2 separate regions of the Homo sapiens genome follow, and region 1 is linked to region 2. The links are chromatin contacts, found by Hi-C or POLR2A ChIA-PET in ENCODE. All regions are on one chromosome and are shown on one strand. The core of a region is the stretch at or near the end of the contact, and the rest is flanking DNA. Distances in the headings are between cores, read along the strand shown. Region 1 holds the start of MAST3 (microtubule associated serine/threonine kinase 3). Region 2 overlaps EPS15L1 (epidermal growth factor receptor pathway substrate 15 like 1).

Region 1 (7,046 bases), core at 4,467-6,966, 1.7 Mb before region 2:
CGATCTTGTCTCACTGCAACCTCCACCTCCTGGGTTCAAGCGATTCTTCTGCCTCAGCCTCCCAAGTAAGCTGGGATTACAGGCGCCCACCACCACGCTTGGCTGATTTTGTATTTTTAGTAGAGATAGGATTTCACCATGTTGGTCTGGCTGGTCTTGACCTCCTGACCTCAAGCAGTCCTCCCATCTCGGCCTCCCAAAACGCTGGATTACAGGCATGAGCCACTGTGCCTGGCCTGAAGATGTTTTTTTAAAGTGGCAGAGAGAGGTGAGGCAAAATCGGCAGCTCCCTGCAAAGGCTCCCGGGGAAGCTGGACCACACAGAACTCTCCTGGCACCACTCCCGGACCCTTCGGTCCCCGCACCATCTGCTTTCCACCCACAGCTCCCTCTGTGCCTGCTGTTCCCCTGGGAGTGGTTCCCACCCAGAGGAGTGGAGGTTGGGGAGGCCCCGACCCCCTGAAACTGCCCTTTAAAGGTAATATTTATGGTATACCCGTCTGCGCTTGCCCAGGCTGGGGGATGCTGCCTCCCCAACAAGCTTTAGCCCCACCTTGAGGAAATCCCATTTTGGAGAAGACATAGCACAGCAGGAGCACCCCCATACTGGAGGGATTAAGAGAGACCCGAAGCAGCTGGGTGCTGTGGCTCATGCCTGTAATCCCAGCACTTTGGGAGGCTGAGGCGGGAGGATCACTTAAGATCAAGAGTTTGAGCCAGGTGCGGTGGCTCACGCCTGTAATCCCAGCACGCTGGGAGGCCAAGGTGGGCGGATCACAAGGTCAGGAGTTCAAGATCAGCCTGGCCAACATAGTGAAACCCCGTCTCTACTTAAAATACAAAAATTAGCTGGATGTGGTGGCAGGCGCCTGTAGTCCCAGCTACTCGGTAGGCCGAGGCAGGAGAATCCCTTGAACCCCGGAGGCGGAGGTTGCAGTGAGCCAAGACCACACCATTGTACTCCAGCCTGGGTGACAGAATGAGACTCCGTCTCAAAAAAAAAAAAAAAAAAGGTGGCCGGGCGCAGTGGCTCATGCCTGTAATCCCAGGACTTTGGGAGGCTGAGGCAGGCAGATCACCTGAGGTCAGGAGTTCGAGACCAGCCTGACCAACATGGAGAAACCCCGTCTCTACTAAAAATACAAAATTAGCAGGATGTGGTGGCGCATGCCTGTAATCCCAGCTACCTGGGAGGCTGAGGCAGGAGAATCGCTTGAACTCGGGGGCAGAGGTTGCGGTGAGCCGAGATCGTGCCATTGCACTCCAGCCTGGGCAAGAAGAGCGAAAGAGTGAAACTCCGTTTCAAAAAAAAAAGGCCAGGCGCAGTGGCTAACACCTGTAATCTCAGCACTTTGAGAGGCCGAGGTGGGAGGATCACGAAGTCAGCAGATGGAGACCATCCTGGCTAACACGGTGAAAGCCCGTCTCTGCTAAAAATACAAAAAATTAGCCGGGTGTGGTGGCAGGAGCCTGTAGTCCCAGCTACTCGGGAGGCTGAGGCAGGAGAATGGCATGAACCTGGGAGGTGGAATGAGCGGAGATCACGCCACTGCACTCCAGCCTGGGCGACAGAGCAAGACTCCGTCTCAAAAAAAAAAAAAAAAAAAAAAAGAGTTTGAGGCCATTCTGGCCAACATGGTGAAACACCATCTCTACTAAAAAATATAAAAATTATATTAGTCGGGTGTGGTGGCGCTCGCCTGTAATCCAGCTACTCAGGAGGCTGAGGCTGTGAGAATCGCTTGTATCCAGGTGACGGAGCCTGCAGTGAGCCAAGATGGCGCCACTGCACTCCAGCCTGGGCCACCGCACTCCAGCCTGGGCGACAGGGCAAGATCCTGTCTAAAAAAAGAGAGACTCAAAGGGAGAAGAGGGGTTGGAGGCACACAGAGAGGAGAGCTAAGGGGCTTCCTGGAGTAGGGGGTGTCAAACAAAGCCTGCAGGCACATGGAAAACACCAGTCCATGCCCAGCAAACAGCACGTGCAAAGGGAGGTGAGACTCAGCCTGCTGGGCACCAAGCCCGGTTGGAAGTTCGATGCCCCTGGAATTAAATGGGAGAGAAGTCAGCATGGACCACATGGCACCAGCCCCAGGGCTTCCAGGAGGAGGAGGAGGAGGAGGAGAAGGAGAAGGAGGAGGAGGAGGAGGAGGAGGAAAATAAGTGGAAGCTGTCCATGAGAAAGCAGGATCACCTTGGAGGGCTGAACCTAGAGGAGCCACCCCAGTAGCGGCAGAGACAAAAGTCCAGATACAGGCTCTAGCCCTTCTCTGCCGGGGGATGCTCTGTTTGTGGGACCTGGTGTTTTGAAATTCGGTCATGTGTAAAGCAAAGGTCCAAGTAGGAGATGATAAATGTAATAAGATAATAGTAGTAGTAGTAATAACAGCTCACGTTACCCGGTGCCTGCACACGTTATGCGTGAGGCTGAGTTTAACCCAAATTGGGAAGGTCTCCACCTCCTCCCTGGACCCAGGGCTGTCGCAAACTGGCCGCCCGCGGGCCAGGCCGGATCCTTTTTCAGACCTTTCCTGCACACAGCCAACAGCACGCCTCACATTGTCACCACCGGAGAGGACGCCCTGGGCTATGCGTCTGGATTGGCCGGTCAGCACCCGTTTGTGAATGGACTCTTTGGCCTTTGGCCTCCAGGAAATCTGATTGGCTCGCATCAGCGATCTACCCCCTGATTGGCTGGGGTGCTCCTGGACCATTAACAAGGTTTCCAGTCAAAAGAGACCCCAAACTGGGGCTGATGAAGACAACACCTTCACGTGCCAGATTGGTTAGAATTTCTCTGGCTTCCTGGTGGGTACTTCCCTCTTTGGGCCTCAGTTTCTTCCTTTGAAAAGTGGAACTAATAATAGCACTGACCACTCGGGCTGTTGGGAGAATTGAATGCATGAGAGGGCTTAGCCTGTTAATATGAACGGTTATTCCCACTTTACTATTATTTTATTATTATTTTAATCTTCTTCCACTTGGACCTTTATTTTTATTTTTGAGATAGGGTCTCGTGATCATGGCTCACTATAGCCTCAAACTCCTGGGCTCAAGAGATCCTTCTTGGCTGGGCGCGGTGGCTCACGCCTGTAATTCTAGCACTTTGGGAGGCCGAGGTGGGCGGATCACCTGAGATCAGGAGTTTGATACCAGCCTGGCCAACATGGCGAAACCCCGTCTCTACTAAAAATACAAAAATTAGCCGGGCGTGGTGACATGTGCCTGTAATCCCAGCTACTCGGGAGGCTGAGGCAGGGAGAATTACTTGAACCCGGGAGGTGGAGGTTGCAGTGAGCCGAGATTGCGCCACTGGACTCCAGCCTGGGTAACAGAGCATGATTCTTTCTCAAAAAAAAAAAAAAGAGAGAGAGAGAGAGATCCTTCTGCCTCAGCCTCCTTGAGTAGCTGGGACTACAGTCATGAGCCACCACACCTGGTACACTTAGACTTTCATTCCATGCTCCTTCCTGGCTTCCTGCCCTTTTTGATTCCCCCACTCCTGCTCCTAGCCCTCCAGAGGAGTCTTCCCAGCCCCTCAATATGGGCATGTCCTCTCCTGCTCCAGCACCTTCCATAGCTCCCCATCACCCTAGGGGGAAAGTCTAACCTCTTCAAAATCAGCACTGAAGGCCCTGGAAGCATTAAGTCCTGGCCATCAGCCTCTAGTGCTAAGAAATAGGTTCAAGTTCTTGTTTCCCCATATAAACAGGTAAGAAAGGCTACATGCCTCTGGGCCTTTGCACGTGCTGTGGCCTCTGCCCGGAATGCCCTCATTCAGTCGGGGAATCCGTGCTCATCCCTCCACCTTCGTGGAGGGACGCCTGTGCTGGGTTGGTTTGGAGAGGAAGCCGGAACTGCGTGGGTTCAAATCCTGTCTGACTCTGTCACCTATACTTTGTGAAACCCGGACAGTGGCTATGCTTCTCTGAACCTCAGTTTCCCCTTTTGTAACATAGAACTTACCATCAGGAAATGTTTGACCCCCCCACCATGGAACAGGCCCCACTTCTTGACGTCAGCAGCACCCCCATTCGCCTACCCGGAGGCGGTTTCTCTATTTTAAGAGGCTGCGGGCGGGTTGGCATCTAACTGGGGCTGGAGGCGGGACTGCCCCCCCACCAACACCACGCTGCTCGCCAATCCCGCCCCGCCCCCTCCTTTCCGCCCAAGTCCCCCACTCTTGCCTCTGGCCTCAGCGCCTCCAGTTCTGCCCCACCCCCGCGCGGCCAGAGACCGGGTGTCTCTGATCTGCAGCTCAGCCCGTGCCTTCCCTGACCACTCCCGACCTGGCTTCCCATCACCTGCTGAGTTCGCAGTCCCGCAGCTACCGGTGCGGCTCCAGGTTGGAGACCCGCCGGCCCCATTCCTCTCACCCCCTCAACCCGCCCGGAGCTAACCTCAGTCCCCGACCCCCACCCCACCTGCTCAGTCCTCCCTAGGTTCCAGCTTCTGTCAACCTCTTTCATTTCCCTAAATACCGCCCCCCGCTGCAATGCCTCGCCACCCTTGGCTGCCTCCTCTACCCCAGGGCTCCCAGCAATGACTGGGTCAGGCGCCTCCTTCACTTGCTGTGAGTCCCTTATCACAACTGATCACTCCGTGGGGTCACCGCTGCTCTGGCGTCTACCTCCCCCAACAGGTTGGGGTTTCTAGGAGGGCAGCTCCAGAGGTTGCAGAACACTCCGCTGCCTCTCCAGAGCCAGGCACACAGCAGGCGCTCCATAAATGTTCGTTGGGTAAGTGCTGAATCCCAGGTTCCCTACCTGAAAACTTGGTGGCTTCTTAAGGGTGTGGTCTAAGTCCCAGAGGAAAATGGCCAAATCTTAATTCCTGTTTTTCTTTTCTTATAATGGGGACACTGAGGCCCAGAGAAGTCAAAGGGTGGCTGCCCGGGGTCATGTAGTCCCTGTGTGGCTTCAAACTTAGGCTTCTGCTGTCCCCGACGCCTGTGTCCCTACCTCCTGATGACACAGCCTCCTAAACATAAACTCAGTAAAAGGAGGACCCTATGGCTCATTGGAAAACTGAGGCCCAGAGAAGCAAGGGTGCCCTCCCCCCAGGTCACACTGCTGGTTGGCAGCGCCTTGTGCCGTAAGAGAGCTGGTTGAGGGCGCAGATCGAATCCCAGCTAGGCGACCTCTGGAGAGTGGCTTTCCGGGACTAGAGCCTCAGTTTCCTTATTCTGACAAATGGGCGCCTGACAGCCCCAACCTCCCCAGGTCGTCGTAGGGCTGAGCTGAGGGTGTACAGTGGTGCAGCGACGACCCAAGGAGGTATTAATACATATGAACTCATATTAATACATCGCTAGTAATAGGACTAAAACAACCATGAACATATGGTGAGCTCTCTGGCTGCTGTTGCTAGCATTATTATTAGAACAGCTGGTGGGGAGGGGCAGAGCCCTCAGCCTCTTCCTCCCACGCCATCGCTTGGAGCCTCAGTTTCCCTAGATGTCCAAGGGGGCACCTTCCCCCTTCCCACCATGAGAAAAAGCACTTTGAGAAGCGGGTGGTCAAAAAGAAGCGATCTGAGCGTTCCCCACCCTCTGCCTCAGTTTCCCTACAGCCCGTGAAGGCCCCGCCCCTCCCGGCACCTTTCAGGCCGCGTCCACTTGGCCGCGCCCTCTGCCTTCCGCCCGCCCGCGCAGGGGCCTCACCTGGAGCCCGCGGCGCCGCAGGAGGCTCGACTCGTCCATGGCCCGGGAGTCCGCGCCGCCAGGCCCGCCCCCGGCCCCGCCCCGGCCTGCCAGGCCCCGCCGCCAGGTGCCATTGGCCAGGCCGGTCAGCTGACACGGCCTGGCCCCGCCCCTCCCGGGGAGCCCGACCACAGGGCCCCGCCCCCACTGGGCGAGCTGGCCCCGCCCCTCCAGCAGAGCGCAGAAGTAAATATTTTGCATGAATCCTCTCAGAAGTAAGGCAGCATCGTTCAGCCCCATTTTGCAGATGAAGAAACTGAGGCTAAGATAGGTTAATCAATATGCCCAGCGCATTGGCCGGGCGCAGTGGCTCACGCCTGTATCCCAGCACTTTGGGAGGCCGAGGTGGGCAGATCACTTGAGGTCAGGAGTTCGAGATCACCCTGGCCAACATGGTGAAACCCTGTCTCTACTAAACAAAAAAAACCAAAACAAAACAAAAAAAAAATTACTTGGGGGTGGTGACGCGCGCCTGTAATCCCAGCTACTCAGAAGACTGAGGCAGGAGAATCGCTTGAATCCAAGAGGCGGAGGTTACAGTGAGCCGGGATAGCGCCGCTGCACTCCAGACTGGGCGACAGAGCGAGACTCTGTCTCAAAAACAAAAACAAAACAACAACAAAAAATGTGCCCAGTACACACAGCAGAACGGGTTCTAGGGTGAGGCGAGTGAGGATCTCACCCCTGTGCAAAATTTAAGGTGGCCCCACAAAACTCAGCCATCAAGAGAAATAATATTTTAAAAACATAAAATTAATGAAAACATTTATGATGAACAAAACATCAAAACTTTTATTTTTTATTTTATTTTTAGAGACGGGGATCTCACTATGTTGCCCAGGCTGGTCTTGAACTCCTGGCCTCAAAAGATCCTTCTGCCTAGGCCTCCCAAAGTGTTGGGATTACAGGTGTCAGCCACCGCATATGGCCAAAACACCAAAACTTTTTTTTTTTTTTTTTAATTTATGAGACGAGTCTCTCTGTTGCCCAGACTAGAATGCAGTGGCATGATCTCGGCAACCCCTGCCTCCTGGGTTCAAGCTATTCTCATGCCTCAGCCTCCCTAGTAGCTGGGACTACAGGTGCCCACCACCACACCAGGCTGATTTTTTGTATTTTTGGTAGAGATGAGGTCTCACCATGTTGGCCAGGCTTGTCTCGAACTCCTGGCCTCAGGTGATTCACCCACCTTAGCCTCCCAAAGTTCTGGGATTGCAGGCCAAAGAGTTTTGGTGTTTTGCCTGGCCAAAACACTAAAACTCTTAAGACATGATCAGACCCTTGTCCTTGCACCACTCAGCCTTGTTTGCCTCCCTTTAATCCTGGCCCTGGTGCCAATAAAACT
Region 2 (7,085 bases), core at 1,736-4,235:
GATAGGGTCTTGTTGATAGCCAGGTACAGAACACGTCCCTCCTGTTGCCCTTTTATAGCCACACCCACTTCCCTCCCAGCCCATCTCTTCCTTATCCCCGGCAACCACCACTCTGTTCATTTCTACAATTTTATCATTTTAATGATGTTATGTGATGGAATTATTCAGTATGTAACCTTTGAGGTTTGGCCTTTGTCATTCAGCATAATTCTCTGGAGAGTCATCCAGATTATTGCATATGTGTCAGCTGTTCATTCCTTTTCATTGCTGAGTAGTATTCCATGGTGTGCTTGGACCACAGTTTGCTGAACCACTCACTTATTGGAGGACATCCGGGGTGTTACCAGTTTGGAGCAGTGACATATAAAGCTGTGGCCAACACTGCATACAGGATGTGGTATGAACATGACTCTTCATTTCTCCCGGGTAAATGCCCAGGACAGTTGCTGGTTCATGCGGTAGTTTCATGTTGTGTTTAGTTTTTTTTTGTTGTTGTTGTTTTAAGAAACTGCCAGTCTGTTTCCAGAGTCACCGTACCTTTTAACTTTCCCATCAGCAGTGTATGAGTGGCCCAGTTTGCCTGCATCCTCACCAGCATTTGATGTTGTCACTATTTGTTATTTTAGCCACTCTGATAGCGTGCAGTGGCATCTCACTGTGGTTTTAATTTGCATTCTTCTTTTTGCTAATGATGTTAAACATATTTTCATACGTTTATTTGCCATCTGCTATATTTCCTCTTTGGTAAAATGTCTTTTTGCCTTCAGATCTTTTGCCCATGTTCTTTTCTTCTTCGTGTTTTTTTGTTTGTTTGTTTGTTTGTTTGTTTGTTTTTTAAGAAATCAGATCTTGTTATGTTGCCCAGGCTGGTCTTGAACTCCTGGGATCAAGCAATCCTCCTGCTTTGGCTTCCTGAGTAGCTGGGACTACAGGTGTGCACCACGACGCCTGGCTAGTTTTTTAATTTCATGTAGAGATGGGGTCTCACTATGTTGCCCAGGCTGGTCTGGAACTCCTGGGCTCAAGCAGTCCTCCTGCTTTGGCCTCCCAAAGTGCTGGGACTACAGGTACGCACCACCATGCCTGGCTTGCCCATGTTCTAATTTGATTGTTTTCTTTTTTATGCTGTTGAATTTGAGAGCTCTCTAGTATATATTTTAGATAGTAGTCATTTGTTGGATATGTGCTTTGCAAACCTTTCTTTCTAGTCTGTAGCTTGCCTTTTCACCTTTTTATCTGGCTTTTTTTTTTGAGACGGAGTCTTGCTCTGTCACCCAGGCTAGAGTGCAGTGGCACAATCTCGGCTCACTGCAGCCTCTGCCCGCTGGGTTCAAGCAGTTCTCCTGGCTTAGCCTCCTGGGTAGCTGGGATTACAGGTGCACACCACTACACCCAGCTAATTTTTTTGTATTTTTAGCCATGTTAGCCAGGCTGGTCTTGAACTCCTGACCCCAGGTGATCCGCCTACCTTGGCCTCCCAATGTGCTGGGATTACAGGTGTGAGCCACCGCGCCCGGCCTTTCTCCCCCCCCCTTTTTTTTTAATACGGAATTTTGCTCTTATTGCCCAGGCTGGAGTGCAATGGTGCAATGGTGTGATCTCGGCTCACCTCAACCTCCATCTCCCGGGTTCAAGCGATTCTCCTGCCTCAGCCTCCCGAGTAGCTGGGATTACAGGCATGCGCCACCATGCCTGGCTAATTTTACATTTTTAGTAGAGATGGGGTTTCTCCATGTAGGTCAGACTGGTCTTGAACTCCCAAACTCTGGTGATCCTCCTGCCTCGGCCTCCCAAAGTGCTGGGATTACAGGCATGAACCACCACGCCAGGCCTTACATGGCTCTTTCACAGTGCAAACATAAAGTTTGTCTGCCAATCTTTCCTTTTGTGAATCGGGCTTTTGGTGTCAAGTCTAAGAACTCTTTGCTTTGCCCTAGATCCTGAGGATTATGTTTTACATTTGAATTCATGATCCACTTTGAGTTACATTTTGTACGAGGCATAAGACTTTTAGTTCGAGGCCCATGTTTTTCCTATGGATGCCGATTGCTCCAGTGCCCTTTGTGGAAAGGCTTTCCTTCCTCCTGAAATACTTTTGCACCTTTGTCAAGAAATCCACTGGGCAGATCTGTGTGTGTCTGTTTCTCAGATTCTACATTCTGTTCTGTGCATTACTGTCTGTGCCCGCCCCCTGCCAATACTCCACTGTCTTAACTACTCTAGCTATAGAGTCAGTCTTGAAATCAGGTAGACTGACTCTTTCCACTTTATTATTCTTTTTCAGAATTGTTTTAGCTTCTCTGCCTTTTTTTTTTTTTCCGAAGATGAAGTCTTGCTCTGTCGCTCAGGCTGGAGTGCAGTGGTATGATCTCGGCTCACTGCAGCCTCCGCCTCCCAGGTTCAAGTGATTCTCCTGCCTCAGCCTCCTGAGTAACTGGGATTACAGGCACCTGCCACCATGCCTGGCTAATTTTTGTATTTTTAGTAGTGATGGGGTTTCATCATGTTGGCCAGGCTGGTCTTGAACTCCTGACCTCAGGTGATTCACCCACCTTGGCCTCCCTAAGTGCTGGGATTACAGGTGTGAGCCAGAGTGCCTGGCCCTGTAATACTTAAATTACTAGTGAGATGGAACATTTTCTTTCTAACTTTGCTGCATCTCTTCTTTCTGAATTGCCTCTCTCTTTGCTCATTTTTAATTGAGATGTCTTTTTCCTTGTGATTTGGAAAAGCTCTCTTTTCACTTGCCAAGTCTTCTCCTTCTCTTGGTAACATTTACCTTAGCTCTGCTGTAGAAACCTCTGATGGAGCAGTTGGAGAGAGCTGCCCATCCAGTCCAGGAAGGTTAGACATACCCCAGCGTTTCCCTGATGCCTTTTGAATGTTTTGAGTCAAGTCCCAGTTCTGCCCCGTGCTTGCCACATGACTGAGCCAGGTTATCTCACCCGCAGAATGTGGGCCGGCCTGCTGGGAGGGCTGGGCTCACATTGGGTGATGGTTGTGCAAGGCCTGTGGGGGCCTCTAAGGGGAAGGCAGAAATGGAAGGATTATCAAGCAAGCTCTACTCCGGGCTATGTTTTTGCATCCATATGTTTTTCTAAGTAGGAACTCAGACTGAGATGTGTTTCAGTGTTATATGCCTAACTTCCTGCAAAACTTGGCAGTGGCATTGAAAAACATAGCCATTATGGGGTCTCAGCTTTCCTGGGGAAATGGCAGGTCATCGAAAACACTGGCTTTCAAGTCCATTTATATGCTCAAATTGAGTGTTGCCTTTTGACCTCTTCTGTTTAATAAAATGCTCCAGCACGTCATCACGGACGTGCATTTTCCCAGGCCAGCATATGCATGAGGCTGTCCTGTGGTCCGGTGCACAGCCCTGTGACACCTGGGCTGTCATTACAGGGTGCACAGTAGGTGAGGGTCTGACTCCAGGACCACCTATCCTGGGTGCTTCACTGACTGTTGCTCATTGGCTGTTGTGGTCCTGAGTAGGGCAAACTCAGTTTCCCCACCTGTCAACTGGACTAGTAATATTACCTGCCCTTTAGCGTTGTCGGGAGGATGAGAGGTACTGGATAGGAAACAAGGGATTATAGGTACTTCTCTGAACATTTTACAGTGAAAATGGATTGCTTTCCAAAAGTCATTTTGAACCAAGGCTGATGATCATTGGTTTGTTTTGCACAAGAGCGCGTACTTTGCTAGCAGAGTGAGAGTGAGAGTTTGGGCAGGAGGCAGCCAGGCATGAAGATGTAGGAGGCGTCCTGCCCTCGGCCACGTGCGGGGATCAGAGTTGGGTGAACCCTGCTTAGGAGTCGTTAGAACACAATCCTGAGACAGTTTCTCCTCCGAGGTGGTTCTGCTGGGTTTCTCCATCTCAACTGCTGTTGTCCTGGGTTACAGTTACAGGCGCTTGTGTGAATTGCGGTGTTTTAAAGCCTTCAGAGCAGAAGGATGTGAACTTGTCCTTCTCCTTGTGCCCCTCTCTCTGTCATCCCACTTGTAAATTGTTTCTGGGCTGGAGGATAAGTGAGGAGGCCACAGGAACTTTGCATGTTGTCTCTTAGCATTTTGAGTTAGGAAGAGCAACTGAAAGACCGAGCTGAAAGCTACACTGAACCTCATCAACAATTCACACACTGCAGAGGCGAAGATGGCGTCTTCTCAGCACAGTGGGCTGGGTCAGGAGAACACATCGGGTCAGCTCTGCTGCACTTCCTTCCATTCCTACGGCCATCCTGGTGCCACCTGCAGCCTCTTACGGTGCAGGCCTCATCCCCTGGTGCGTCCCCTCTCTGCTGTTGCCTCGGGCTTGGCCCCAGGCTCACTTTGGGGTCAGACATGGGTGGGCAGCTCCAGAGGCTGCTCTCAGCATACAGAGGGCTCTTTCCCAGTAGCTGTGAATCTTCCTTTTGGGGGCCAAGAGGTCTCTGCACAGGGGCCAGTGACAGACTGCCTGGGGCTGGGGATTTATGTCATTAGCAACATGTGTCTTCAGTTCTGTCGCAATGACATATCAGGGCAGCGTGCAGGTGTGAGTCCATTGTTCCTGGGAAGAAGCCTGGCATAAGAGGAAGTGGCAGTTGGGGCCTGGTGCTGTACCTTCTTTCTTCCCCCTTCTGCTTTTGCATATGCAAAACCTGACATATGTGTAATTAGATCAAAACCTCTGACCACTGTCATTGTTCCAGGTTACCCAGATGGACTCCCGTGGTGATGAGCAATGGTTGAGCCATACTCCCTGGGCTTTCCCTCAGCTGTAGGTCTTTTGAGAGTGACATCCGGTGGTCATCAAGTGTTCGAGCCGGATGAGCCTTTAGCATGGATGGGCAGAGGTTGGAGCTCTGGGCTGTGTCCTTCAGCGACTCTTCTGGATTAGTCCAGGCCTTGTTTCTCTTGGTTGCGGATCTTGTTGCTCATTAGCGCCTGGGAAGTAGAGCAGATATTTAATAACCCTGCATGCCTCAAAGACTGAAACTCTTTTTTTTCCACTGGAATCACAGTAGCTTGGAAACCTCTTTCCCTTGCTTCCCATGAGATTGTTAAAAAACTCGCCTGGGGCTGGGCGTGGTGGCTCATGCCTGTAATCCCAGCACTTTGGGAGGCCAAAGCAGGCGGATCACCTGAGGTCAGGACCAGCCTGGCCAATATGGTGAAACCTCGCTTCTACTGAAAATACAGAAATTAAGTGGGCATGGTGGCACGCACCTGTAGTCCCAGCTACTCGGGAGGCTGAGGTAGGAGAATGGCTTGAATCCAGGAGTCAGAGATTGCAATGAGCTGAGATTGCGCCACTGCTCTCCAGCTTGGGTGACAGAACAAGACCCTGTCTCAAAAAAAAAAAAAAAAACTTGTCTGGAAATGTGCTTCAGATCCAGACCTCTCTGATCATTGGCAGGAAGGGCACCTTTGTCATCTGAAGTGAGGGCCTCTGGAGTCTGTGAACCCATGGCAGGCGATGTGCTGTTTGCTGCCTAGACCTGACCACTGTCACCTTTACTGACAGATGACAAACAGCCTGCCTGCCTTGGCCTCCTTTCTGTGGGTCTTCTTCCTCTGGGGAGACATATTTTGGAAATAAGCTGGAGTTTGAGCCCAGAAGTTGACACAGGTGTGATGGCTGGACACTGTCATCTAACGAGGTTGTAAGATGCTAAGGGTGATAGCCACTCCTTCCTGTACCCCTCACCCAGGAATGGTGTCACTGCCTCCAAGCACGAGGGGGGCAGCCATCTTGGGGCTGCTGTTGCTATACACACTTACCTCCTATGTCTTTTCCATGATGTCTTTGTCTGTTTTAAAATGATGGCTCCTAAATCTCTGGCTTTTCTTGCTTTTTCATGTTATTCTAGTTTTTTCTGCCTTTTCAGTGTTTCCCCCTTTCTTTTCCTCTTTTTTTTTTTTTTGACTTTTTCCCTCTCCCCTTTCAGATCTTTATGCTATTTTCCTTCTATTTTCATTTTGTCATGGTAGTTTTCTCTGTACTTTCACTTCTTTTTTTTTTTTTTTTTTTTGAGACGGAGTCTCGCACCGTCGCCTGGGCTGGAGTGCAGTGGCGCGATCTCGGCTCACTGCAATCTCTGCCTCCCGGATTAATGCAATTCTCCTGTCTCAGCCTCCTGAGTAGCTGGGATTACAGGCGCACACCACCACACCTGACTAATTTTCTGTATTTTTAGTAGAGACGGGGTTTCACTATGTTGGCCAGACTGATCTTGAGCTCCTGACCTCGTGATCTGCCTGCCTCGGCCTCCCAAAGTGCTGTTTGGGATTACAACTTTCACTTCTTTATACATTCACAGGTGTTGGCGTCCCCCAGAGACGCTGACCATAATCCGGGCATTATTATTTTTTTCTTTTTATTTTTGAGACAGAGTTTCACTCTTGTCACCCAGGCTGGAGTGCAGTGGTACGATCTCGGCTCACTGCAACCTCCGCCTCCTGGGTTCAAGCGATTCTCCTGCCTCAGCCTCCCAAGTAGCTGGGATTACAGGTGCATGCCACCACGCCTGGCTAATTTTTGTATTTGTTGTAGAGATGGTGTCTCGCTTTGTCATGTTGGCCAGGTCTCGAACTCCTGACCTCAGGTGATCTGCCTGCCTTGGCCTCACAAAGTACTGGGATTATAGGCGTGAGCCACTGCGCCCGGCCTGGGCATTATTTTTAGCTTCAAATGACCCTTTGTAGCACAACAATATGCAAGTGGTGGGTGCGTATTGGTTCAAATCCAATGACTATAACTGGAAGGAGTCTACGTCCCCCTGGTTTTATTCATTGTGAGAAATCGTACAACAGCAGTCCCAGAATTTGTTGGATAAACACTGTAATCCTGCCCCCAAGATAGTCCTCTTTTCCCTGCCCAGTTCTATTCTCTTTAGCTGTTTACACATCCATTCTGTATAATTAGGTGTCATTGTGCATTCTTCACTTTTATCGCTTATTACATCAGCGGCAGGTTTGTGTGCTCTTTTTTCACCTCACTTACTAAAACACCAACGCACGTAAACTTTTACAGCCAGCATTTCAGGGACTGCATAATTCCCCACCAGGTTGGCACACTCCCCTGGGTGTCCCTCCCCTTC

Evidence for each region. A loop is a pair of places that touch in the nucleus more often than their neighbours do. ChIA-PET counts read pairs that join two places held with the same protein, here RNA polymerase II (POLR2A). Pooled maps may share reads with other maps.
Region 1: a loop to region 2 is called in a map with no recorded cell type, with 9 times the contacts of the local background. The contact joins the promoter of MAST3 here to the enhancer-like site in region 2. A Hi-C loop is called at or near these places in 1 of 37 single-sample maps with no recorded cell type and 2 of 50 pooled maps. POLR2A ChIA-PET finds 5 or more read pairs at or near these places in 1 of 52 experiments (activated B cell).

Annotation. Positions count from the first base shown.
Region 1 is chr19:18,096,448-18,103,493 of GRCh38, reverse strand. MAST3 (microtubule associated serine/threonine kinase 3) reads right to left here and starts at 5,716. Exons shown (of 28, transcript NM_001393504.1): 1 at 5,663-5,716. The coding sequence starts at 5,701. It also overlaps a transcript of IL12RB1 not described here. RefSeq lists a silencer at 5,472-5,981.
Region 2 is chr19:16,442,996-16,450,080 of GRCh38, reverse strand. All of the region lies in intron 1 of EPS15L1 (epidermal growth factor receptor pathway substrate 15 like 1), which reads left to right. Among named protein-coding and RNA genes, the nearest start is that of EPS15L1, 25 kb to the left of the region's middle. RefSeq lists enhancers at 4,131-4,190, 4,301-4,380, 4,115-5,314, 5,417-5,596. Within about 2 kb of position 2,985, at least 32 of the 41 ENCODE cell types and tissues checked have a DNase peak (open chromatin) inside an H3K27ac peak, as active enhancers do.